3 separate regions of the Mus musculus genome follow, and regions 1 and 2 are each linked to region 3. Evidence: chromatin loops called from intact Hi-C (ENCODE). Cell type or tissue: gastrocnemius. All regions are shown on one strand.

The links. A loop is a pair of places that touch in the nucleus more often than their neighbours do. Peaks named below come from ENCODE experiments on the same cell type or tissue, not always from the same donor. Only the 100,000 strongest peaks of a DNase experiment are listed, where the experiment ranks them.
Region 1: a loop joins it to region 3, with 2.9 times the contacts of the local background. A loop is called at or near these places in 12 of 42 quality-filtered maps.
Region 2: it touches region 3 in a loop (2.6-fold over the local background); 8 of 42 quality-filtered maps call a loop at or near these places.

The regions. Positions count from the first base shown.
Region 1 is chr1:192,850,816-192,858,815 of GRCm38, reverse strand. It overlaps Sertad4 (SERTA domain containing 4), which reads left to right and starts at 3,064. Exons shown (of 4, transcript NM_198247.2): 1 at 3,064-3,373; 2 at 7,673-7,864. The coding sequence starts at 7,690. Gm15867 (predicted gene 15867) reads right to left here and starts at 3,888. Exons shown (of 2, transcript NR_131748.1): 1 at 3,738-3,888; 2 at 1,960-2,801. In gastrocnemius, a CTCF peak has its summit at 3,694; DNase peaks (open chromatin) are centred at 2,748, 3,120, 3,608, 6,977 and 1 more place; H3K4me3 peaks cover 4,914 bases; H3K27ac peaks cover 4,465 bases.
Region 2 is chr1:192,879,373-192,887,372 of GRCm38, reverse strand. It overlaps a transcript of Syt14 not described here. Among named protein-coding and RNA genes, the nearest start is that of Sertad4, 28 kb to the right of the region's middle. In gastrocnemius, CTCF peaks have their summits at 4,571 (motif pointing right) and 7,048; no DNase peak of the experiment used is centred here.
Region 3 is chr1:192,781,306-192,789,305 of GRCm38, reverse strand. Gm31078 (a long non-coding RNA gene) reads right to left here and starts at 7,605. Exons shown (of 3, transcript XR_373900.3): 1 at 7,575-7,605; 2 at 7,402-7,465; 3 at 2,210-4,162. In gastrocnemius, a CTCF peak has its summit at 4,753 (motif pointing left); a DNase peak (open chromatin) is centred at 4,711; H3K27ac peaks cover 2,636 bases.

The sequences.
Region 1 (8,000 bases), 70 kb before region 3:
AACCCAAAGTGTCATTTTCAACTCTGAATAAACATGTTTGCTGGAGTCTCTACAGAGCTGACCTACGTATTTCTCCAATTCACTGAAAATATTTTAGTTGACTCATTACATTCTCAGCCTCCAACCTCAGCAGACAGGAGAATGTTCATGATTCTTATCCCTTTCTTCATCTCCTCTCTCTTCTGAGGCCACAACTCTAATGAATACCCACAGTCTTTCTTTCTGTACTGCTGAGAAAGCAGCTGAGTGTTTCAAAAACATTGTCCCCTGGACATGGCTTGCCCTAAAGTTTAGTTTCCTCATGTGGTTCCCCAGCACAGACCCTTGAAGATGCCCATTGCTTTCAGTACACAGTATGATCTGGTTTCATCTATTGCCTACTTTCACATACTCACGGGTAAAACCTGAGTGCTTACTAGTCCATTAGCTGACACACCTACCATGCCCAGATGACTAACTCGTCCCAGCATTCTCCACTCTTCTACTGCTCACCGTACTGGTGAATTCATAAGTCTGGGTTGGTGTCCTGCTCATCTCTTGCACACCTCATTATCTAGTATCTAGTTCAGTTCTCACATGTGAATGAGAAAGTAGGGAGACTGCTTCCAGGGCAGCTTTGCCTGGAAGTGGCAGAGTTCTGTGAAGGCACTTTACACACTTCTGAGGTAGGAACTTGGGACACGTCTCTGAGCAGTGGGAATCCATGCTAGAGAGAGGAGTGTGGCCCCAGCACTAGAATCTGTTGGGTACTGTGTCAGTCAGGACACTCTCAGACTGGCACTTCAGTGTAAACACTGAAGAACAATTGCGGCTTTCAATTGCAGCTCAACGTATTTTAAGTTTTATACCCAAGCATTTTTTTCTTGCAAGTTCACACATATCCCAAAATGATGACATCATAGTACTCAGTTGGCTGTTGTTTGTAAATCGCATTCACTCATTCCAAACACTTCACTATTGATTTGTGGTTCTTATGTCATAGCCACAACTTACATTTTTAAATAATGTTTCGCTTTCCGTAGGCACGTGACTGCCTTTTGCGGTAGCATGCTTGTTCAGCTGTGAGCAGGTGGGCACTAAGGGACAGTAACCCTGGCATTAAAAGTGAGTCAGGAAAGCTGCCAGTGAAACAGGGTCAAGTTCATATGCATAGTTGCAAGGGTACAGGGTTTAAATGCAGAAATTTGGTTTGTAGGCACCCCAGGGTGCTATGGAGTTTCCCCAGAAGGCTGGGTTTTAGAGATAAAGCTCTAAAGAAGCAAAAGCAGCTTGTGCTGGATCTTAGTCTCATGTTATTTCTCAATTTTATGCTTAATTTGCTCCTTTTGGTTTTATGTATTTTGACACAGCTAAGTGTGTGTGTGGATTCCCCATAGCCCTTTAAATGCTATGAAACTTTAATATGGGGAGATAAAAACAATAATAAGCCATGCCTCCGAGCCCCACATTTAGTTCTTTATTTGAGCTACAGGATAAACAGTTTTAGGTTAGAATTTGGATTCCCCAAACTGCACTGCTTTAAAGCAGTTGTGCCTCCTCCCTCCAGTGAAGAGTAGACTCTACCCTCAACCTGGACGTGGGACTCTCATGGACTGAAGAAAAAAATTATCTCGAAAATTCCGAAATCATCATCTAATGCCCATCTTGGCATGAGTCAGGGCAATTTAACATGGTTTGGAATGAACCCAAGAAAGCCCAATCTCAGGCGTGCAACCCTGGACTGTCTTTTGGAAAAACTGAAATATGCTGGCCACGGCCTCCTGTTTTCAGCATTGTTCTCTTGGTGTCCTGATACCCTAAGAATTTTTGTGTCTTTGATGCACAGAGTTCAATAGAAACACTTTCTAAATAGATTAGTCCTGACGATGGTTAATATTTGCTACTTTATTGAATAAGGCACATTTACTTCATAAAATAAAAAAAAGGAAATTCACTTAGCTGCATGTCAGTCACCCAAATTTTGAGTGTACAAATGAAATGGAAAACATTTATTACACAAATTTAATTACAATTCTAGGAAATAAACATGCAAATCAGATGGAGCTCAATCTGCAGGCGCTGATCCTCTCCCCCTGGTTTGCAGTCTGTGCGCCTCCTGGATTCGCAGCGACCAGGCAGTCAGAGGCCTGGATCTTGCAGGCGGGAGGATCACTGCTATAAAGAACTGTGTCACATTCAGCGCATCTGGCATAGTAGCAGTTCTTAACACTTTGCACAGGTGCCTCCCTTCCCCCACCCGCGCTTTGTTACGGTCTACCTCTCTAAACCTCTTCCTTCTTTGCACCAGAAGTGACCTCTTCATGACAGAGGGACCCAGACAGCAGTTATGAATCAATGTGTTTGCGGTTTGTTTGTTTTGCTTTTAAAGAAAAACCCAGCCATGCTTGGTGGCACTTGGTAGACAGAGACATACGGATCTCTAAAAGTTCAAGTCCAGCCTGGTCTACACAGTGAGACCCAGTCTCAAAAACAAAACAATAAAAATCCACACAAAAACTAACTCCAATAGAATCCACTACAAGAAGAGGGGGGGGAAATCACTATTTATAAAATAAAATGACTTGAGCTCCTGTCACAGCCTTTCCACCAAGGGCAAGCTTCTTTATTAGTTTTTGTTTGTTTGTCTGTTTGTTTTTCTTGTAGGTTTCCCCCACGGGGATCCGCACCCAGTAGCTGCCAGTTCACGTGGCCGCAGGATGAGTGCTGCCTTGTTACACCCAGGCTGCTGGGGAAGGGATCGAGCGGGCGGGGGAGCGCAAAGGCTCAGTCCAGCTCTGACATCTGTTTCTCATCTCCGTGTGCTGTACAGAGGGGAAGAAAGTCTTTAGTAAGGGGTGGGAAAGGCACAGATTTTTTTTTTCAAATCACACGCACACACAATAAGAAAACTAAAGCAAAATCTAAAAAATAGACAAGACGTCTGGGCAGGTTGCGATGAACGCTTCGTGCGTTGCAGCCCCTGCCTCCCGCGGGCTGCGCGCGTGGGGTCCGGGCTGCGGGCGGGAGCGGCCCGCGCGGCCCCGAGGGCGGAGGCGGAGCGGGGGCGGAGGCAGGGCGGGCGGGGGCGCGGCGCCCCGCGATCTGGCAGAGCGGAGGGAGGCGGGGAGCGCGCTTGTCAGGTTCCCTCTCGCCCCGGGGGCATCCAGCAGAGCCAGGCTCGGAAATCCGCGGGGAAATGGCAAACAGGATTGACGGGTTTCTCGCGCTCCTCGCCAGACACATCGGCTCATTTCCATAACCGTCTGCGGCGGCGGCGGCGGGACCTGCGGGGACCTCGGCCGCCGCGTACCCGGCCACGCCGACTGGGCCCGGGAGGCGCGTGGGCAGCGGCGGCCGCGCGGAGGACGGCGGCGGCTGGAGCGCGGGGCGCGCGGTAAGAGCCGTGACCCCAGGGCGCGCGGGGGCGGGGAGGGTCGCGCGTGGGGCTAGGGCGCAGCTGGACACAGCGGGGCGCGGGGGCGGCGCGCGCTCTCCGGGGTCGCGCGCCCTTCCCGGGAGCTGCGGCGCGCACGAGGCGACCCGGGCGGTGGGCGAAGACCCCGTGGCGGCGAGTCGGGTTTCCCCGGGTAGCAGGAGGGTCGGCCTGGGGCCAAGAGGGTAGGGAGGAGGGCCTGCGGGGCGCAGGGATGCGCGTTCCGCGGAACAAGGCGCCGCTGCCGGAGCTGACACCTTGTGTCCCCCGCCACCTCCGCGCCCGCCCCTGCTCCTGGCTGCGGGCGGCGCTGTCCTCGGCTCACCTCCCCGCGGGCTGCCAGGCCCACGCCCCCGCCTCTAGCAGTCTCCTCGGCCCCGCAACTTTCCCGAGTGCCGGGCCGCAGGAGCGGGGCACCAAGGTCCACCCCTAGCTCCAGCGGCGCGTACCGCGCGGGCGGCAGCAGCTCGGCGAAGGACCAGGGCAGCTGCGGGCTGGAGTGTGGCCCCGCCAGCCGCTGTGAGTCATAGCCTTGGAATCCCACCTTGGCGTGTATTTCCCATAGAAGGAAACTTGGTTTTTAGAAAGAGCGAATAATGATAGCCCTTATTCTTCAGGAGAGGCACTGGGCTCCAGCACCTTGGAAGACAACTTGCCTTTGTTCCCAGACACTTGGGCTGTTTACTTTTCCCTGCGGCCAGCGGCTAGCCGGACGGTGCCCTCGGTCCAGAAAAGGGCTTAAGGGCAGTGATACCAGTCTCCAGGGTGCGTCTGTTTGAGACCCTGGATAAGGGACCCGTCACACCCCTGTACCCCTCCTAGGGCCTGGACTGAGAATGCTAACCCCAAAGCTCCCAGTGGGAAACCTCTGACCTCCTTAGTCGTGTCCGTCCCCCCCCCCACACACACACACCTGCATTCCCAACCCCCAACACCGACAGAGAACTCTTAGCCTCCTGGGACTGCAGCTGGCCATTGCACTTCCCGGGGCACCACAAGGACCTGAAAAAAAAACAAAACAAAAAAAAACCCGACACCTGTCAGGTTTGGAGCGTTGAAGGGTTTTGTTCTTCCCACCCAGCCCCTCCCTCCACCATTGGTTGAACCAGCCAAACTGTTGAGCTTCTGCCTGGGACCGCCTGGAGACCGTGGGTGGGGAAGTCATTTGGCTCTCCAGGACAGAACACTGCAGTTCTCTGGATTGCAGCGGTCACCCCATGCAGTCCAGGGTTGGACTCTGTCTTCCAGCAGCTTAGAGGCACCTTATATAAAATGCTCTGCAATTCCCAATGTCAGGAGGAAGAAGGATACTCCTTCTGTCGTGCTGCTTTATGTCCAGTAGCCCCTGTTAGATTCCCGGCACCCTGAGCCATAGCAGCCAGAATGGCTTCATTCAGGAAAACCAAATTGTATAGAAATGCACTCTGAAGAGCACTCAGTGAAAACTCTCACACTTAGCCTTGAGAGGGTGCTGGAGGGGCCATTCCACACTATCACCTCAGTGACCAAACAGTCTCACAGGAGCCTGAGGGCCACAAGCTTGGGTGCTAACGCTCTCCGTTTTAACTAATTTCTGATACTAAAACAACAAGATCTCCGTAGTATACATCATTGTGGCTGTTTTCCATATTAACAGTATAAATTTGTGAACTTGGATTCCTGGACTCCATAACAGAGGATCCATGCTAAACATGGGTGCTGTAAATAGTCCAGCGTCTCAAGAAGACCACACTTGCCTCCCTAATTGGTTAACAACAGTGTGAGTTCCAAATAGACCAGGAAGGCTCAATTGCAGATTCTCCTCCCCCCTCCCAAGTAGTTCCAGCTCATTCATGGTTTATTCCAGCTTAAATAAATCACTTGCAGAACCCTGCCTCTCCCATTAAGATCTTGCATGTAGCAGTTTTCAACCTGAAAAAGAAAAACTTGAAGAAATTAGATGTTATAAACAAAAGAAACAACCACACTAAAAACTATCCCGCCACGTTTCAAGTTCAAATGCATAATGATGGAATTTCATCTGTTGTAAACAATGCTTACAAATAGAAGCCCTGAGAGTCTTAACAACAGAAAAGCTGCTCCCCAAGTCATTAGAACATAAACAAACAGAGTAGGGCAGAGCAGCCCAGGGCCCGTTAATGTCCTATTAAGCAAGGTAATTGCCGGCAGGAGCCTGGAGGTGCTTCTCTTTCTTTAGGGGTGTGGGTTTGTAAACCCTCTTTTGTTTATACATAGTAAGCGGTCCACCTGGCAAAGGCTTGGATCTTCTTTCCAGAATCCACCTAAGAAGTGAGTGTCAGTCAGAAAGGGCCGTGGTCTGTCTCCAGCTTTGGCATTTCTGGATACAGGTGTCTTTTAGACTAGGTTAAGAAACTGGACTCTTTGCTTGGATGCAGAGTTTGACAAGAAGAGACCAAAGGGCTCGCTGAATTTGTTAAACTGATGGAGACAAAATTTCTTTGTTGATGACTGGAAGAGTGAAATAAATGACATCTCCCAGCATTTCTGGATAGAGATTTATTGTATTATTGGGAGGCTGACAGATACGGAGGTGTGAGTCCCCTGGGCCAACACAGGTTCCTTCTCAGGGAGACTAGGGAGCCAGATCACATACATACACATACACATGCACACACATCCACAGGCTCACAGCATGCACACACACATGCACAGACAAACAGCATGCACAGACTCACGGCATGCACACACACACACACACACACACACACACACACACACACATCCTTTTTCCCTAAGCCATTTCTGACATCTCTTTGGAGAGAAAAATGGATATGCAGTCTCCAAGGACCAAGTCAGCTATGTCCTGATTCTATCCACACATTGGCGACCCTGCCCTGTCTCTGTCCTCTGCAGGGCTTCAGCTGAATCCCAGAACACAGCCACCTGGTGAAAGACAGTCAGCTGTCAGTGGCTGCTCTGGTAGCCAGAGGATCTTGCCACCTTATTGAAGCTACATTCCTCCCTTTCCCCTGGGTGTGCACTGATGTCCTAACATGTAGGGAACAGTACTCTCCATGAGACAGTGATAAGCTTATCCTTGCCCTAGCCAGAAGGCAAAAGAATGAACTGGGCCCTTGCTATAGCACAAGGAAAATCCATCTTGAGCAAGCAAGCCAGATAGCATTTCATTGACAGGTTCTTAAAACACAAATGGGTCTTGTGGGTCTGGATGTCCTACAGAAACCAGGAACCAGAGGTGCCAGCCAGGTCTTCACTCTGGCCTGTGGCCCCAGGATTTTCCTGCTGTCCTACCTGGCTCTTATCTACCTGAAACATACTCTTGACAATATCTTGAGGGCCAACATATCCCCATAGCCTGGATTTGACAGGATCAGGGTCTGGGTGCATCACGAGTGGCAGAGGCTAGGCTGCTCCCTGCAGTCCTGAGGTCAGGGCTGGGAACCAGAGAGGGCTGTGTTGACTCTTGGAAAGTTCCTGCCATGCATCTGGCTTTGCAGTTTAAAGAGTTGCTGGCTGTGTCTGCCCGGAGCCCTGGCTCCTGTTTAATATTCTGCTGCTTGGTTGATGTTGTGCTTGGCTCCTGTGGGACTGCAACTCACGGCTGGAAACTGGAGCCAATTTTCTGTCTTCATCTCGCAGTGTTTTGACTGGAGGCAGATCCAGTTCAGGCCGATCAGGGCTGTGGAAACAACTACCGAGTGTCTGTCAGCCTCACCCTGGGAGGAGAGAGTAGGGGAAGATCCTGAGTGTAGAGGAGGAACTGGGAAGAGAGGAGAAAGCTGGGGAAGAGACTTAAACTCACCAAGTGTTGGGAGGACCCTAGGGACTTCCACCCCCTCCCCCAATTGATTAGCAGATCTCATCAAAGGGGTCTCCTAGGGGCTTGAATAGAAAATTGATTTCACCTTATTAGTAGAAGGGAGGCTGAGGGTTCTGGCCCTTCCTCTTAGGGGTACATTTTAAAGGTCGGGAGAAAACTGTATTTGGGAGGCAGAGCAGCTGTCTGAGAGAGGCTGAGGGGATCTGAGAACAATAAGGAGAGTGGGCTCTAAAGATCCGCCCTGAAATGCAGAGCTGCTGATCTCAGTGGCTAAGCTAACAGCATCAAGAGCTTGCTAAGGTTTCCTTGGAAAAATAATCAGATGGTTGGGGGATGGGGGGTGGGGAGGAAGTAAAAGTTTCTTCAAGCACAGGAAGATGCTGAGACCATCCTCAGGCTGGCTCCTAATCAGAGCTCTTTATCTATCCCCCCTCCCCCTCCCCTCTTTTCCACCCCAGATCTAAGGCTGTTAGAGATGACGCTGGTTCTGTCCATGAATAGATTCTGCGAGCCCATTGTCTCAGAAGGAGCTGCTGAGATTGCCGGGTACCAAACACTATGGGAGGCTGACAGCTACGGAGGTGCGAGCCCCCCAGGGCCAGCTCCAGTTCCTTCTCAGGGAGACCGGGGAGCCAGCTCACACCTGGCAGGTATGGCCTTTGGCCTTCTCCTTAGGAGGCAGTGTCTAGTCGGACCCTGGGGCTGGGCTCCTTGGGAAAGCCTGTGGTTACCACTGTGGATGTCCGGGAACAGCATTTTTAAAGGGACTGAAGTAGATAGCAAAAG
Region 2 (8,000 bases), 98 kb before region 3:
ATGCCTTTTCTTCTGGGAGCTGTTACTCAGTATTGGTCCATCAGGATTGCTCCCATTACCCACTTCTTAGTGCCAGTTTTAGTCATGTGTGTATGAAAGGAATTGACCCAATTCCTCAGAAACAGTAGCTGTTGCTATTACATCACTGTTCCTTTAACATCAGTGCCTGCTGCCTTTCTCCCATTCCCTCCTCTTCCTCCACCCTAGCCTAGCTACATATTTTTCATACAACTTTTTTTTTCATTTCGTTGATATTTACTGTTGACATCTTTATTTTAATGATTTTGATTTAAGCTTAATTTTTCTTTGGTTTGCTTTAGGCTTAAATTGTTGTTCTTTATCCTTCCTAAGGTGGGGTTTTATAACTGATGTTGGTGCTTCCCTCTCTCCTGATGCAAGTACAGCTATAACTCTCCCTGCAAGTACTACTTCACTGCATCCCACAAACCTGCTGATTTTGATGTCTGTTTTAGTTTTCATTGGTTCAGATATTTTTTTCCTGAAGCTTGTGTGACACATGTATTATTTATAAGCCTGTTGTTTAACTTCCAAACCAAATAACAGTTTATTTCCATTTTTGTTCAGCTTTTGTTATTCTTTCATGCGTATCTGTGTGCATTCACGTACGTACAGGTATGCATGCACCTGTGTGCATGTGTGTGTGTGTGTGTGTGTGTGTGTGTGTGTGTGTGTGTGTGTGTGTGTGTGTTTGTGTGTGTGTGTGTAAACCAGAGGGAAACCCCAGGTACCAGTCCTCTGATGCTGTCTACTCTTTCCTGCATTTTGAGATGGCCTCACAGCTAGAGCTAAGCAAGCAGGCTAGGCAGTTTGCCAGTAGACCCCAAGGATCTACCCATCTCCACCTGAGCCTCCATGCCTAGCTCCATGCCTAGCTTGTTGTTCCTCCATAAGTATGGGTAAGAATATCCAAGTTCTGGCTATGTAGAAACAGAAGCCAAGGTGCTCAGGAATGCTTTAACCTTCAAGGTCTGTTCTCATATGAAAATACAACTGGACTCAGTGTGAAGTTAGGACATCAGGTGTGTGGGCAGGACACACTCCCTAGTACTTTCCTAGTGTGTATCCATGTGCTTTTAGTTCCATCTTTTTATGAGTGATGAAAGGACACTCATCTTCAGTGTATCCTTTTTGTATATCTGCGCTGTATATTACCGGTGTCTTTCACACATCCTACTGCTCTGGACCCTCATCCTCTAGCTCTCCAAAGAAGTCTGGTGCCCTCAGTCTCTGGTGTTGGCACCTTTGCCTTCCCACACTATGAATATTTTTCCTCCTGATTTTTGACTGACTGGATAGAGCCAAAAAGTTCTAGCCTTTTGAAGACTTTAATCATTTAAAATGACAATCTATGCTGTCAATTTAATGATATCTGTATTTTGTTTGGTTGATTTCTGTTTGTTTTTGTTTGATTGCTTGTTGTTTGGTTTGTTTATTTCTGTGGTTCTGGGATCCAGCCCAGGGCCTTACATGTGCTAGACAAATACTCTACCACTGAGCTATATTTCCCGAGGTCCCTAGCACTAGGTTTTGGGTTTTTTGTTTGTTTGGTTGTTCTTTGATGTTTGTTTGCTTTTAATCACTTGCCTTTTTAATGAAATATTATTGCTTAAAAGTATTTTTGCTTGAGCTTCTGTCTTACAAATAACTATTAAATATATCCTGTGTGTTAGGAACTATATTTTGGCTTTGGTATTTAAACAAAAATGAGATACATTTCCTTCCAAATGAAATGTGTGGTCTCATTGTCTTGAAAACCAAACAAAGAAAAATGTCAGCAGCTCTATGCTAGCAGTTGGTAAACAGCACTCCTTCCTTACAGATGTGTGGGGCTTCTCTTTGGGAGGGGCACACAGAAGCTGTTTAAGCAAGGGTCTGTGGCAAGAGTGCTGCCTAGAGAGAGCGGCATCATTTCTAGAGAATTTAGATGAGACATTATTTCAATACAAGCATGAATATGTGAGGTAGACTGACCGATGGGTTATCAGAAGTCATTTATCAACAACTGAAAATGGAAGAATGAGAAATTGTGCCGTAGAGATAGCCAAGAACAGTGTGTATAGAGCCGTGTCCTTGGCATGAGCAATGGGCCAAAGAAAACTCCTTAAGAGCTTTAAACTAGATAGAAGCATGATACAACTCCATGTTGTTATTCCCACCCCTTCACTTTAGATGCATTAGAAGAACACTGGAAGGAAGGAAGCCCTGGAAACAAGACCTCTGAGTCACAAGATGCAACGGTGAGGCTAGTTAGTAGTGGAGGGAGGAGAAAGCAAGAGTCAGAAAACCAAGCTGGTATTGTTCATTGCTGGCATTCAGGGTCCTACATGGGTCACCATGAGAGGAGAATCAAATCACAGCATAAGAACTTGCAGCCCGTTTGACTGACACTGCCTGCCAGTCTCCCTCTTGGCCACAATTCACATATCCTCACAAAAATGCACCTACCTAAGCCCCTTTTCAGGAATGCTGGTCTCTGACCATAATGGCATTTCCTGTCAGAGTCAAGTATGGAGGAGACCCCATGGGAAGTGTCCTGTAATCCAGAGAGACAAATTACATGCTTGCTGACCTATAGCTCATATGCAAGAATGAAGCAAATAGAGGGTGACCTGGGTGGGCCCTGCTCAAAAAGACTACCACCCAGGAAGTCAGTGTTTTCTATATAGTGCTGTACATCTTTGTAGTGGCACAGCTATATCAATACAACTTTCTGTCTGTTCAAATTGTAGGGTAAAGGCAAGGACTGATCTCTCCCTATTATTATTTGTTCCTCTTGGTCCAAGCTACAAATTGTTTAAAACCACAGGAACTTTTGTTTGTTCATTTCTATCCTAACTTATTAGACAAACCACATTCACAATGAGTTCCGCCTGGAACTCTCATGACACTTGTGAAACATGGCCACCCAAAGGTCTGGGTTCCCTGCTGTTTAATAGAAGGCCTTCCTTAAGATCTTTAGTGCATTTGTTATGTCTAAAAGAGTTACTGTGTACCCTGATAAGACTCTGAGGTCCTAACAGATCTACAGTCATACCCTTGGCTTCTGGCACTGCTACTACAGTTCCACAGCTTCATTTCAACTTTTGACCATCTGGAGAGATTGTGGGTTAAAAGAAGTATAATATTTGTGTCCAGCCATTCTTTCCCTTACGCATAGCCAGTCAGCATTCTGCCTGAAAATCTCCTGGCCCAGGTCGCTGACTGCTTTGAACAATGTAACATTAACTTTAGGAACAATACCACACCAGTACACCATGAAGATTTGCCCCAGCCCCCATTGTCAAGTAACCTGTCCCTTATTTTCTTTCCAGCTCTCACTACTAGACTCTAAAATGTCCTTGGGGTCCCACTAAGCCATTGCCTGCTCAGGGCCCTTCCAACTTCTCCCATGCTCAGTCCCAAAGCAAGAGCTATGGGCTTTAGGGCTATTTTAAGCAGAGCAATGTCTCCATGTATCAAACTGCTCCAGCTCCATACTGCTGAGTGCATGCTTCCCAGGGCAGAGGGCTAGAAAACCAGCAGCCGCTCATTAGACATGGCATGACCAGACATGTTCTAAGGCTGCAGTGCTGCAGGTACCCTCACCTTGGAGGTCATGCTGGTGTTCTAGAGGGAGTCTAACAGTAGTACTCCTGTGTATAAACTGTCTTTGTGCCTGCATTCTAAGAGAAGTATCTCAGAAGAACCAAAGAACTGTGGGACATTCCTCATCCCAGCAACATAAGTCTGAGTTTCTTTTCCATTCTCTGCCCACTGACCTAGTCACAAAGGTCTCCCCAAGTGCAAGTCCCAGAAATGTAGGCATTTAAAGCTGTTATGGGGAAGTGAAGTCTCACATATTACTGTTAAGGGTTATTAATTTAGTTGTAACCTATTAGTTTGGTTTGGTGTTTGGGGTTTTTTGTTGTTGTTGTGGTGGTGGTGGTTGGTTGGTTGGTTGGTTGGTTGGTTGGTTGGTTGGTTGGTTGGCTTGAATTTTCAAGACAGAGTTTCTCTATGTAACATCCCTGACTGTCCTGGAACTCTCTTTGTAAACTAGGCTGAACTCATAGAGATCTGTCTTCCTTGCCTTCCAAGTGTTGGGATCAAAGGCATGTGCCACCATACCCAGCTAACCTATAGTTTTAATGTGTGTCTTGTTCACAAGCCTAGATTTTTTCATATTACTGATGAGCTAACCATTAAAATGGCTTCTCAACCTGTGAGTCATGACCCCATTGGGGGTTAAATGGCCTTTTCACAGGGTTGCCTGGGACAACCTGAAAACACAAGAATTTGCATCATGATTCATAACCATAGCAAAATCACAGTCATGAAGAAGTAATGAAAATAATTTTATGGTTGAGGGTCACCACAACATGAGGAACTGTATATTAAATGGTCAAAGCATAAAGAAGGTTGAGAGCCACTAACCCATTCCCAGGGATTATGACTGAGATATTGGGAAAGAAGTGGTAGAAGCTTGCAAATCCTTAAAGAGTTCTTAAATGTTAACTACTTTAATGTATGTATACATGTGTGTGCACATAATGGCCATAAGAGGGCATTAGTTCCCCCAGGGGAACTGGGATAAATGTGGATGCCTCGGGAACTAAACCTAGGTTCTCTGCCAGTCCACTAAGTGCTCCTAACTGCGGAGCCCCCTTCCAGCCATCCAAAGAGTTCTTTAACAATGTTTTGAATAAATCATCTCTTGAAATATTGTTTGAATTGGTATATAATTCTACTTTCCAGCCCCTTAAACATTATTATATATGTAATTGAATGCATTGTCTATTTTAGCTATCAGTTACAATGCTTAGATTACCACAATCAAGAAGAAGATTAAAATTTGCTAGCAAGGGTAGAAATTAGTGTTTCTCCGGTGCTCTAGCACCTGCCAGCAATCTTATGAGACCTTGATGCTGTTAATTATTAATGCTAGCATGCTTGATTGAACATCACTGTGAAGAAAATCAACTCACACACTTCTCATGAATTAACCAGAGTATACCATTAATTATATACATAACACTTCCAAGAGACACTCAAGTAAGATCTCTTTTGCCAAACTCTATATCCCAAAGGTAGAGACTTGATGTTTTTAAAGACGGTCTCTCTAATTTAACTTAATCGTATTTATATGTGTGCATGCATTTGCCCATGCACATTCACACATAGGTACATCTGCTTGTCTGTATGTGGACAATGTGTGTGCAGGTGTTCACAGAGGCCAGAAGAAGGAGTCAGATCCTCTGGGGCTGGAATCACAGACAACTGTGAGCCACTGGAACACTGTGCTGGGAACTGACCTCAGGTCCTCTGCAGGAGCAGAATCTGTCTGTGTAGCCCAGATTGACCTAAAACTTGCCATCTTTCAGCCTCAGCCCCCTGGGGGCTGGAATTACAGATATGTACCACCATGCCCAGCTTCAAACATAGACTTTTAAGAAACCGAGAGGTACTTAATAGACAGTTCCATTTATTACCTTTGTTGCTGTTGTTACTGTGGTTCTCATCTTTATCTCTACTTACTGAGCTTCCCCCTCTTGTCAGCTTCCTACCTCTCACAGCAGGAAGGACAAGAAAACCTAGATAGAAATGTCAACTATAATCAGTGTTACTGGTTGAAAGCACACAGAAGAGCGCTTGCTAAGGGAGTGAAAGCCACCCAAGCACCAGGAGGTAAGTGGTCAGGCAGCTTCAGACACCCTGGGGCACTACACTCAAATAGGACACTTGACTTCTAAGCAAAGGAAGAATGAGTTACAACAAAGTTGATTCATAAGCAATTATCCCCACGTTACTGAAATCTCAGCGTGCTTTGCTACAGTGTTTCTCCTTACGTAGCTGTCATGTGGGTAAATTGCCAGTCACAGTTACAGGATTAACTTCTAAAACATATTAAAAGAATATTTTGCAAACTTGTATGGCAGATATGCATGGAACAGCTGCCTCCAGATAGGACCATGGGTTATAACCAGGGCCTTCTGTTTTTCCCACCACCAAGTATTTTCTCCCCTCATGGCAGAAGAAAGAAAACAGTTATTTGATTGTTCAACTTGGAGATAGAAGCACAAGAAAGGTTCATGGACAAGCTTTTAGAGAACAGGCAAGCGAACCCTCTCTCATGCTATATGTGGCCCCTCAGCAGGCATCCTCCACAGCTCCTGAGCCTCTTCTCCTTGCTTTAGGCATTGAACCACTTTTCAAAGTCTTATGAGACTTTGTGAATCTTTGATTGACTGCTCTGTTACTGAGAACATTGGCAAGACAAGAATCCTTTGACATTATCCGTGTCGTCAGTAGGCTGCAGGAAGCCTCGGAGGTCAAAGTGCACTTGGTTCTGCCGCCGTCCATCGCTCAGAGAGCTCTGGTCTTCACTTGACTCTGAGCCAGTGCTTTCATTATCTTTGCATTCTCCCCAAAAACACTCATTTTCTTCCCAGCAGACTTATTTCTGCTCCCTTGATTTTGATTTTGCTCTAAATGGGCTTCTTTTTGACAGCAGTGGAGGGAAGTGTCTTGAAAGGGAAATTTCTTTGTGTGATAGTTTTGAAATACAATGCCTGCCAGACTGGATTGATTGGAGCTCTGAATGCAAGAGTGTTGATATTAAGTGAAGGATTATATTTGAAAAACCTCTGAAATCATACATGACTCACAGTCTGTATTTCAGGATGTCAGGTGGGGGAATCATAATTTGAAATGAAATGCTTACCGAAAAAGAAAGTAAACCAGGAGGTGGTACACACTCATAATCCCAGCACTTGGGAGATGGAAGTGGGAATATCAAGAGCTCTGCTACATGTGAGTTAAAGGCCAGTCCTCAAGAAAAGGGGGAAAAAAGTGCAAGCACCCTAAGAGACGGAACTATGCCTAGGTTTGGAAGAGAAATCTCTTGGACAAACTAGTAGTTCTCAGCCTTCATTACTTAAAGCCTATGGGTGTCATGGCTATCTTATTGCCACTTCGAGCACACTGTACTCCCAGTAAAGTTTTTCTGATCTCTTCTTGATTTAGATGTTGCCCCTAGTGGCAACAGAGAGCATGTCTTAAGTATCTGGGAGGACCAGGTGCTAAGGAGCTGAGGAAAAGACTGTAGCTGCTTGGATCTTCTGTTGGCAGGTCTCAGACTTCATGTGCCTGGCAACTGCTTAGGAAAGAGCACATTACAAATACATACCCTCTTGGCCTGGAGAGATGGCTCAGCGGTTAAGAGCACTGAGTGCCCGTCTAGAGGTTCTGAGTTCAATTCTCAGGAACCACATGGTGGCTCACAACCATCTGTAATGGGATCCAATGACCTCTTCTGGTGTGTCTGAAGACAGCCACAGTGTACTCATATACATAAAATAAATAAACCTTTAAAAATAAATAGACAACCTCTACACATAAAGAGCTGCAGGAGTGTTCCATGCAGAAAGGAGCCATGTTCTTCCAAGCTGAGTGTGAGTGTATGGGCCATGCAAGATTATATTGCGAGGTTGCCTTAGATGTTTTTCCTCAAAAATCACTTCAGAATTTATGTACACGGACTTTCCAGACTGCAGCTTCACAGATGCATCCCAGAGCATCCCAAACGGCATTTGTTTGACTCTAGGACCTGCTGAGGAGCTCCTGTCTGGATCTATGCAGTGCTAATCCTCCACTTCACTGGATCCCCCTACTTAGGATTTAAAGTCCCCTAAACAGCCCACTAGAAGCTTGGTTGCTAGTGCTACTGAGAATTATTGAAGTTGAAGGTCTTTAGAGGCATGAGTTTGGTAGAGACATTGGGACCTAGAGCTTCTCCCTCTGTCCTTACTGCCTGGCTGGCACCATGATGCTCTGCTTCAGTGCACTCAAAGTAGCATCCCCACCTGTCATAATCTGAAACCTCTGGAGCTGGGAGCCTAAGTAAATCCCCTTTTTAGGCGGGTCCTCCCAGGCTGGTCTCCTCCTCTGACAATCCTGGGCTCCTGCAAAACGAAGCATCGTGAACTGAAGGCCAAACACTG
Region 3 (8,000 bases):
TGGTTCCTGTTAGCGGTTCAGTCTACCCCTAACAGCCAGCACTGTGGCTGCCAAGAGCTCATGAAACCCAATTCCCTCTTGGCCTCTTCTGCTCAGACCCTCCTGGATAGCTTTTCGGGCTTGGAAACAGACGGCGTGTCCCTTGGACTTGTCTGTGGTCGCTTGGGGAAGGGCTGTGTCTGGCCCAGATGCTCTGATTCATAGTAGCCCTTCCCCCAAGCCTCTAGAACAACTGGCTCTCATCTGGAATTCTGATAATGCTAGCCCCTTTTTGGAATAATTCCTAATGGCCTTGACCTGTGCTAAACAAAACAAAGAAATCTTATCAAGTGAGGAGGCTTTCAGAAAACTGTATCTGTCTTCGAAATCTTCAAAGTAAAAAGTTCCCAAGAACATTCTAGAAGATCACATTCTAGATCATTCTAGATCATTCTAGAAGACCCTGCCCCCTCTGCCTTCCAGCGGCTTAGCTCAAGTCAGAGAGGATTTGAGAGATTTACAACAAGGCCTTTTTCAAAGGTGTTGCTCTGGCTAACTTTGAGACCTGCAAAAGAATGCTTGGCCCCAGAGCAGGCTGGTCTGGTTAAATGCAGTTACACAAATGGTCCACCCACTCACAAGAGACACAGACTATAGCCACACTTCTGCGTGTTTCTTTCATTAAGTCCTTCTGCCAGGGTGATAACACTAGTAGCTGTGCACTTGTGTGATGTCAGGTTAGTGACATTCAACTGCCAATGGCTTGTTACTTACGAACGAAATTTAATCTTTCAAAACTCCTTCTCTTTGAATCACTAATAATTTTTACTGATCAAAATGCTTGCAGAAACATAATTCATGAGCTGGCCATTGTTTCCTTGCTATGGAAAATTAGTCAGCAGCTGTTAAGCGGATCCACACCATCAACAATAACTTTGAATTGTGTGGTCTTCCACCACTTTGTTTATTTCCCATAGATAGAATCAATATAAACGTCCTACATCAAGATTTGTGTTTGTTCATTTCCGGCACATGCAAAAGAAATAAAACAGCCCTCCCAACAGACACTTTGCTATTCTGATAGCTTTGTTGTATTCAGGAGATTTTAGAAATAAGTCACTTACTTATTTTGATATTATTATTAATAAAAAAGTTGTTATAGCTTCAAATTCTCTTTTGGTCAGATTCAATTACAAATAAATAGGTGTTGGAGGCCTGAGATCTCAGAGAGAAGAGGCAGTGGCTATATGGTTGAGCCAGTTCCCTGGGGTTGTCCTAAGAACCCCTTGGCAACACAGCACAATTTGAAAAAGGCAGCTTTGTAGATGACATGGGATTCCAACCCTAACGAAACACCTAAATTCTTTAAGTCATAGTGTGGGACCCCAGCATGTGCAGGTCTGGACTCCCAGAGGGAGTTATTTTCACTAAAAACTACATTATTGTGTATGTGTGTGCATGTGTACATATGCACACATGTAGAGGCCGGAAGACAACTTTTGCGGAGTCAGTTCTTGCCTCCTACCACGTGGATTCCAAGCATCAGATAGCATTGCTCCAGCTATGCTTGATACCAGCTGCTTGCTGTAATTTTCCTAGAGCACTACTTTATAGTCTCTTGCCGTGGCACCAGGGCCGCCAGTGGGCAGTGTCTTCCTCAGCCACCCTCCCCTTTATTTCTTTCTCATTGGCCTGGGACTCAGGGTTCAGCTAGAATAGCTGGGCAACAGGCCCTTGGGACCCTCCTGTCTCTGCCTCTCCAGTTCTGGGTTACAGGCACATGCTGCTGGGTCCAGCTTTTTACCTGGGCACTGGCAATCCAAACCCGGGTCCCCATGCTTGTTCAGCAAGCACTTTATTGACTGAGCATCTCCCTAGCCCACCCCAGCTCCTTAAAAACCACAGCTTGGAGCCTAGCCTTGTGGGTGCCATCAGCTTTGATGGAGAGAAGCCCTTAGGGTGGGAAATACTTTCAGTAATGTGTTGCTCTCTTAGACTGCTGGGATGAATGTGTTACCCAAGGCCATCTACAGTCCCGACTAGGATTTTTGGAAAACTGTGAAGAAATACACACACACACACACACACACACACACACACACACACTAAGTCTGTTTCTTGGCTCTCACAGACACTCTGACTTGTCCTGAGTGTTTTTAAAAATTTTATTACTCCTTCATTTGGGGAACAAATTAAAGTTGTGTGTTGATTTCTATGGCATCGACAAACACAGAGAAAGCCTCCTGAAAGTATGGCTCTGTTTCCTGTTATGGACACTCGCCAACAACCACACAGAAAGCAAAATATCCTTAAGAGTGCTACAGTGTACAAGGTTTGCTCAAACTATTGCTTTAAATTCCATTTCTCTTTTAAATTCACCCAGGACCATGTAAAGTCACTTACTTACAAAGGGCACTGACACCCAATACCATGTAAAGTCACTTACAAAGGGCACTGACACCCAATACCATGTAAAGTCACTTACAAAGGGCACTCACAGAGACACAGCCTCTCCTTTTACAGAAAGAACAGGGCTCCAGTAAAAGTGTCACACTCTGGCCAAGGGTGGAGGAACCCTGTGTTCTGTTCCTATACAGTCTCATTTTGGGTCCTCCTGAAGACAGCTGTAGTGCATCTGAGAGGCTGTTCCTGAGGGTGTCTCAGAGGTAGCTTCAGTTAGAGGCTGGGTCTCCTGAGAAGGTCATCGTTGAGAAAATGCTTTCCCAACAGCACTGCTCTCCCACACCTGATGTGACCCTGTCACACAGGCGAGGAAGGACCAAAGCCAGAGAACAAGAATTGAGGAAAGCAGGTCTCTGAGTTTCCTCTAGTGACATAGCACAGTGCTACACACCCATTAGCCTAACAGAAATGCACACTTTCAGAGTTCTGGAGGCAAGAAGCACAAAGTCAGAGGGGAAGTCCATCCCACACTTCAATTCATGGCTTGTGGATGAATCATCCAATCTGTCTCAAACACAGAGAATGTGTTTCTCTGTCTCCTCTCTCCTCCCTTTTCACCCCCACCTTTCTTCTATTCCTTTCTTGTTGAATTCAGACCCCACTATGATCAAGAATGATTCAGTCTTGAAATCCTTAACAATCACACCTACACTGACCCCTTTTGCAGACAGGCTCTGTCACATTTTTTCCCCTCCTATATGTAGTACTTAGCACCATGGATTCAGCACAGGTCAGGGGAAATCTAGAAAACCCAAACAAAGAAGGCAAGAAACACTTCTCTAACACCGCAGAAGCAGATGAAACTGACACTATTAGGTTGTGTCCAGGGTTGTGTCTGTCCGGGCTTTGGGAGTTGGGCAGGCTCTTTTGCAGAGATCCCCAGCCCCTTGTAAAGTACGACGTCCTGCAGTTCCACACAGCCTGTCTCCTAGCTGGTTCTTCAATGTGCTCACGAGTAAGCCTGAGGGGACCAGCTGCATTTAACTTCCTGCAGCTCAAACTAGACATCTTCCAGACCCAAGTGTGATTTCCACACTTGGGTTTAGAATGTATACTTCCTCCTGTGGGAAGTCTGAAAGTCAGCTACATTGTATCATGTTTGACTTGGCTTGAGAAGGAGAGAAAGCTGGCAATGCTTAGGAAAGCCACACCTTTCATTTCTGAGCGTTTCCACAGTCTTAGAGTTCTGGGTTTGGGACAGTTTTCCCTCGTATTTCCCAGTGGTGTAGTTAAGCCTTCAGTGTGTTCACTGGGCTCTCTGCCTCAGGAGCGGCCCACACCCCAGATGCTATGTCCAGGTTCCCCATGACCAAGAGGAAAGTGGGCCAGAGGTGGAAAGTCTTGTAAACCATTATAGCCCCACTCCAGGAAACCTGTGCGACATCTAATTGTGGTGGATAAAGCCGATCTTATTACCCCACACTTCTACATGTGAGGGCTGGGCAAAAGGAAGAGCGTTGCCATGGAAACACAGATCGAGTTCCCAATGGAAAAGTTGTACAATTTTTTTTTCTCTGTGAATATCAATTTATCTAAAATACCAGTTCTGTGAGAGCAGTGGGGTCTTGTGACTGTGGCTCACAGCTGCGTCCTCAGCCCCTCACCCGGGTGTGGCGTGATGAAGCGCTCATTACGCTTCTGATTGTGAATGAAAATGAAGTTGAGTCAGCTTCTTAGCGGAGTTCGGGTTTCCAGCAGCATCCGTGTTCCTGATTCATTTCTAGTAGCCGGGATGAGAGCAGACTAGCACTTCAGTTTCTTTGCTAACAACTAACTATCTAATGAGCTAAAACAATGACTACCACCAAGGGATGCTGCTTCTCAGTGCCCTGTGTTCCCTCCACCCCCCAGGGCTTAGAAAGACCCTCTGACACTACATTAACCTGCTTGGTGAATTCAGGCATTTTGGCTTCATTTCTTTCCTTCCCTTTTTTTTTCAGTGTACATTAATTCGATAAAATAATAGACTTAATTATGACATTTTTATTTTGGATATAATCTATTTTGATCATATTCATACAGACCTCTGACTTCACTATCCTCATTCTCTCTACAGGACAGCTCCCTGCCAAAAATGTGTATACAAACACTCACCCACACACATGCAAACACATATACACTCATGCACACTCGCAGATCCATACACAGCCACACACACACACACACTCATACACACAAACACGCATACACACACACACACACACACACACACACACACACACACACACCCCCTGCCTAAGAAAGCCTGATCAGAACCACCAGCTCAGCAAGGTCTCGGGCAGCCACCTAGTGGTGCCTCTTTATCTCAGCAAGGCCCATCTGCTTCCAAGAGCTGTTGAAGGCAGGGAAAGTAAGGGTGACTTAGCATGTGGCCAGCTCCCTCTTAGATCTTCATAGAAGTCTGTGCCAAAGGCTTCCCAGAGTAAAGCTGGACAACCCAGAATCACCGGAAGGAAGTGATGTCACAGCTTCTTTTCCAGAGCTGCCCCAGGTGGGATGTGAGGGCAGGAGTGAGAGCCAAGGTGGGCAGAGTCCTTGTTTCTCTGGAAATATCAGGATCTGTGAGATTTATTTATCAAACACGCTTTGTCTCAGTTCGGATCTCTCCCTCCAAGTCCTTATGTAGAAAGACACTTTAACAGGGCAGGAGAATGGGGAAGAGGGAGAGTGGGGAGGTGGGAGAGTGGGGAGGCGGGAGAATGGGGAGGCGGGAGAGTGGGGCAGTGGGAGATTGGAGCAGCGGGAGAGTGGGAGGCAGGTGAGATTCACAGCACCTCACGAAGGCTGCAAAATTTCCATGAGAAAAACTCACTGGCAAAGAGCACGACTGGGCCTGTCCCTCCATCCCCAGCAGGCTGAATAGAACTGACTGCAGTAGCTTGACCAGGCACCCTACAGACTCACAGGAACCCCACAGCATCTAAAGGGGGGGACTAGGCACACATTCTACCTCTGGGTGTAGTCTTAAAATGTTAATGAGACTTCAAGAAAGAGTGTGTAGAGCCCCGTGTATCACACACAGTGCATGGGTGCGAAAGCCCAAGTTAGGCGGTGTCATGCTGGAAAGCCTATACCCCATGCACAGCATCAGGAAAAGCTACTAAAAATATTTTTGTGTTACACCCTATTCCCTTTTCTATCTTCTAATATATTCTTTCTGCTTCTAATCCTACCCACCTGTTTCTGCTCTACCCACCAAGCCCCTGTCCCAAGCCTCAAGCCCCCAGAACCCCTCTAGAAGGACCCTTACTTCTGCGGATACAACTGTGAACTGGTGCGATTGCATTACTGGGGAAATTGGGATTTCCCCCCCTCCCAGTGTTTTGATAGAAAACCTATAGGACAGGGAGCTTCCAGAGGAGGAAGATGGAGGAGAGAGCAAGCCACACGGCGGAAGCAGGGTGGGTAGTTTCAAAGAGTGAGGAATCCCAGCCCATCGGGCACAGCATAAGCTAGGCTTTGGTTAGAATTCACAAGAAAAAAGAGGTAGAAAGGAAGGACAGGGCTGTGCTTTTCTTTTTTCCTTCCTTCCTTCCTTCTTTTCTTTTCTTTTCTTTTCTTTTCTTTTCTTTTTTTTTTGACAGGGTTTCTCTGTGTAGCCCTGGCTGTCCTGGAATTCACTCTGTAGACCAGGCTGGCTTCGAACTCAGAAATCCCCCGCCTCTGCCTCCCAAGTGCTGGGACTAAAGACGTGTGCCACTACTTCCCGGCTTGGGCTGTGCTTTTCTAAGTTAGGATCCACAGTGGAAACCCTGCAAGTGACCACACCAAGAGTGGCGTTCTGGAAAGAAAAAGTGTATTACCTTACTGAGGGGATACTATTCCTTCCATCTCAGTCGTGTGCCTTTCTTTAAGTGAATTAGCCTTCCTAAGAGGTGGTCTCTTGACCAAGTGTGTGGCAAAGGCCTGGTTGAATGAACTCTTTAAAAATTACTTTATATGTATGTACTTATTTTGTATGTGTGTGACCTGTGCATGTGCCACAGCACACAAGTGGAGGTCAGAGGGCAGCCTGTGCAGCTGGTCTTTCCTTCTACCATGTATGCTCAGAGGGTTGGACTCAGGTTGTGAAGTCTAGTGGCAAGTCCCTCAGACTGCCACCTCCATCCCTGAATTAAGTATTATACACACACACACACACACACACATACACACACACACACACACACACACACACACACACACACACATATATATACATATATACACACATATATATGTATTATATATATAATTAATTTATATGAGCACACTGTCACTGTCTTCAGACACACCAGAAGAGGGCATCAGATCACATTACAGATGGTTGTGAGCCACCATGTGGTCTCTGGGAATTGAACTCAGGACCTCTGAAAGAGCAGTCAGTGCTCTTAACCACTGAGCCATCTCTCCAGTCCCTTAATTAAGTCTTAAGGCAGGAGACAATGGAGGATAATGTGTTATCATAGCAACAGGTCTAAGGACGCTTCTGTTCTTCTGACTGCTTTTCCTTAGTGGACCTGAACAGAGCTGGAATGTCCATGCTCAGTGGCCTCCCAGACTCTGTAAAACTTGCCCTCAAGAGTCTCTACATTTATTTAAGAGCTAGGTGGGAGCTGGAGAATAGCATAACCATGAAAACCTAGGGATCCAGTTCCAAACTGTCACCAGAAAGGATCCCCCCTCCCCCCATTTCCCTCCCACTCCCTATCTCCCCCCACCCCCACCTCCCCCCTCATCTCCCCCATCCCCCCCCCCCACGCTCAGCTTCCTGTAGAAGTTAGGACAGGTGAGACAAACCATCAGAGCTTATACCCCTTCTGTCATTTCTGGTCTCTGCCCAAGGCAAAACCTAGGACATTTCCCACTTCTTACCAAGGACAAGAGTGTGACAGCTCTGTTTTGGGGTCCCTGCTACTTTTCTGCCTAGCAAATTTCTATTCCCTACCCTTATCAATTGTGGACAAGGAAAAGACTCACCTGAGACAGGGGTGGCTGAGAATATCCATCACCACAGAACCTTCCAAACAGAGCCTGAGGAACCCTGAAAGTTTCCACAGGGTGATAAGCTTTCACAAGTCTCAGGTGCTGTGTCCCAAGACAGGGAATGCTGGGAGAAGGGAAATAAAAATCCCAGCATTAGTAAAACATACATTTCTGGGAATCTCTTCCTTCCATTCCACCCTCCTTTCTGTGAGCACAACCATGAGAGATGCCTCCATGTGACATCACAGTGTGACATCACAATGTGACATCATAGCATGGCATCACATTTCACCACATGCCCTGGCTCCTACAGGTTCAGGCATAGCTCTGTGCACTCCTTTCTCAGCAGCCTTTGGACCTTCACTCCAGACTCTGGGCTTTGCCTGCTGTCATTAGTCATGCCTGCTGCTTTGCTCACCAGAGTCTCCACACAGCAGCATCTCCTGACTACACTGTCCTGCCTCATTTCCTGCCTGGATTGTCCTAACTGTTCTGTGGAAATCATGCATCTCCAAGTGCCAGGTCCAGAGGTCTCATTAGTAACACACCAGGCTTGAGTCACAGCTTTTGGTGTTGAGAGATGTAATTTCATT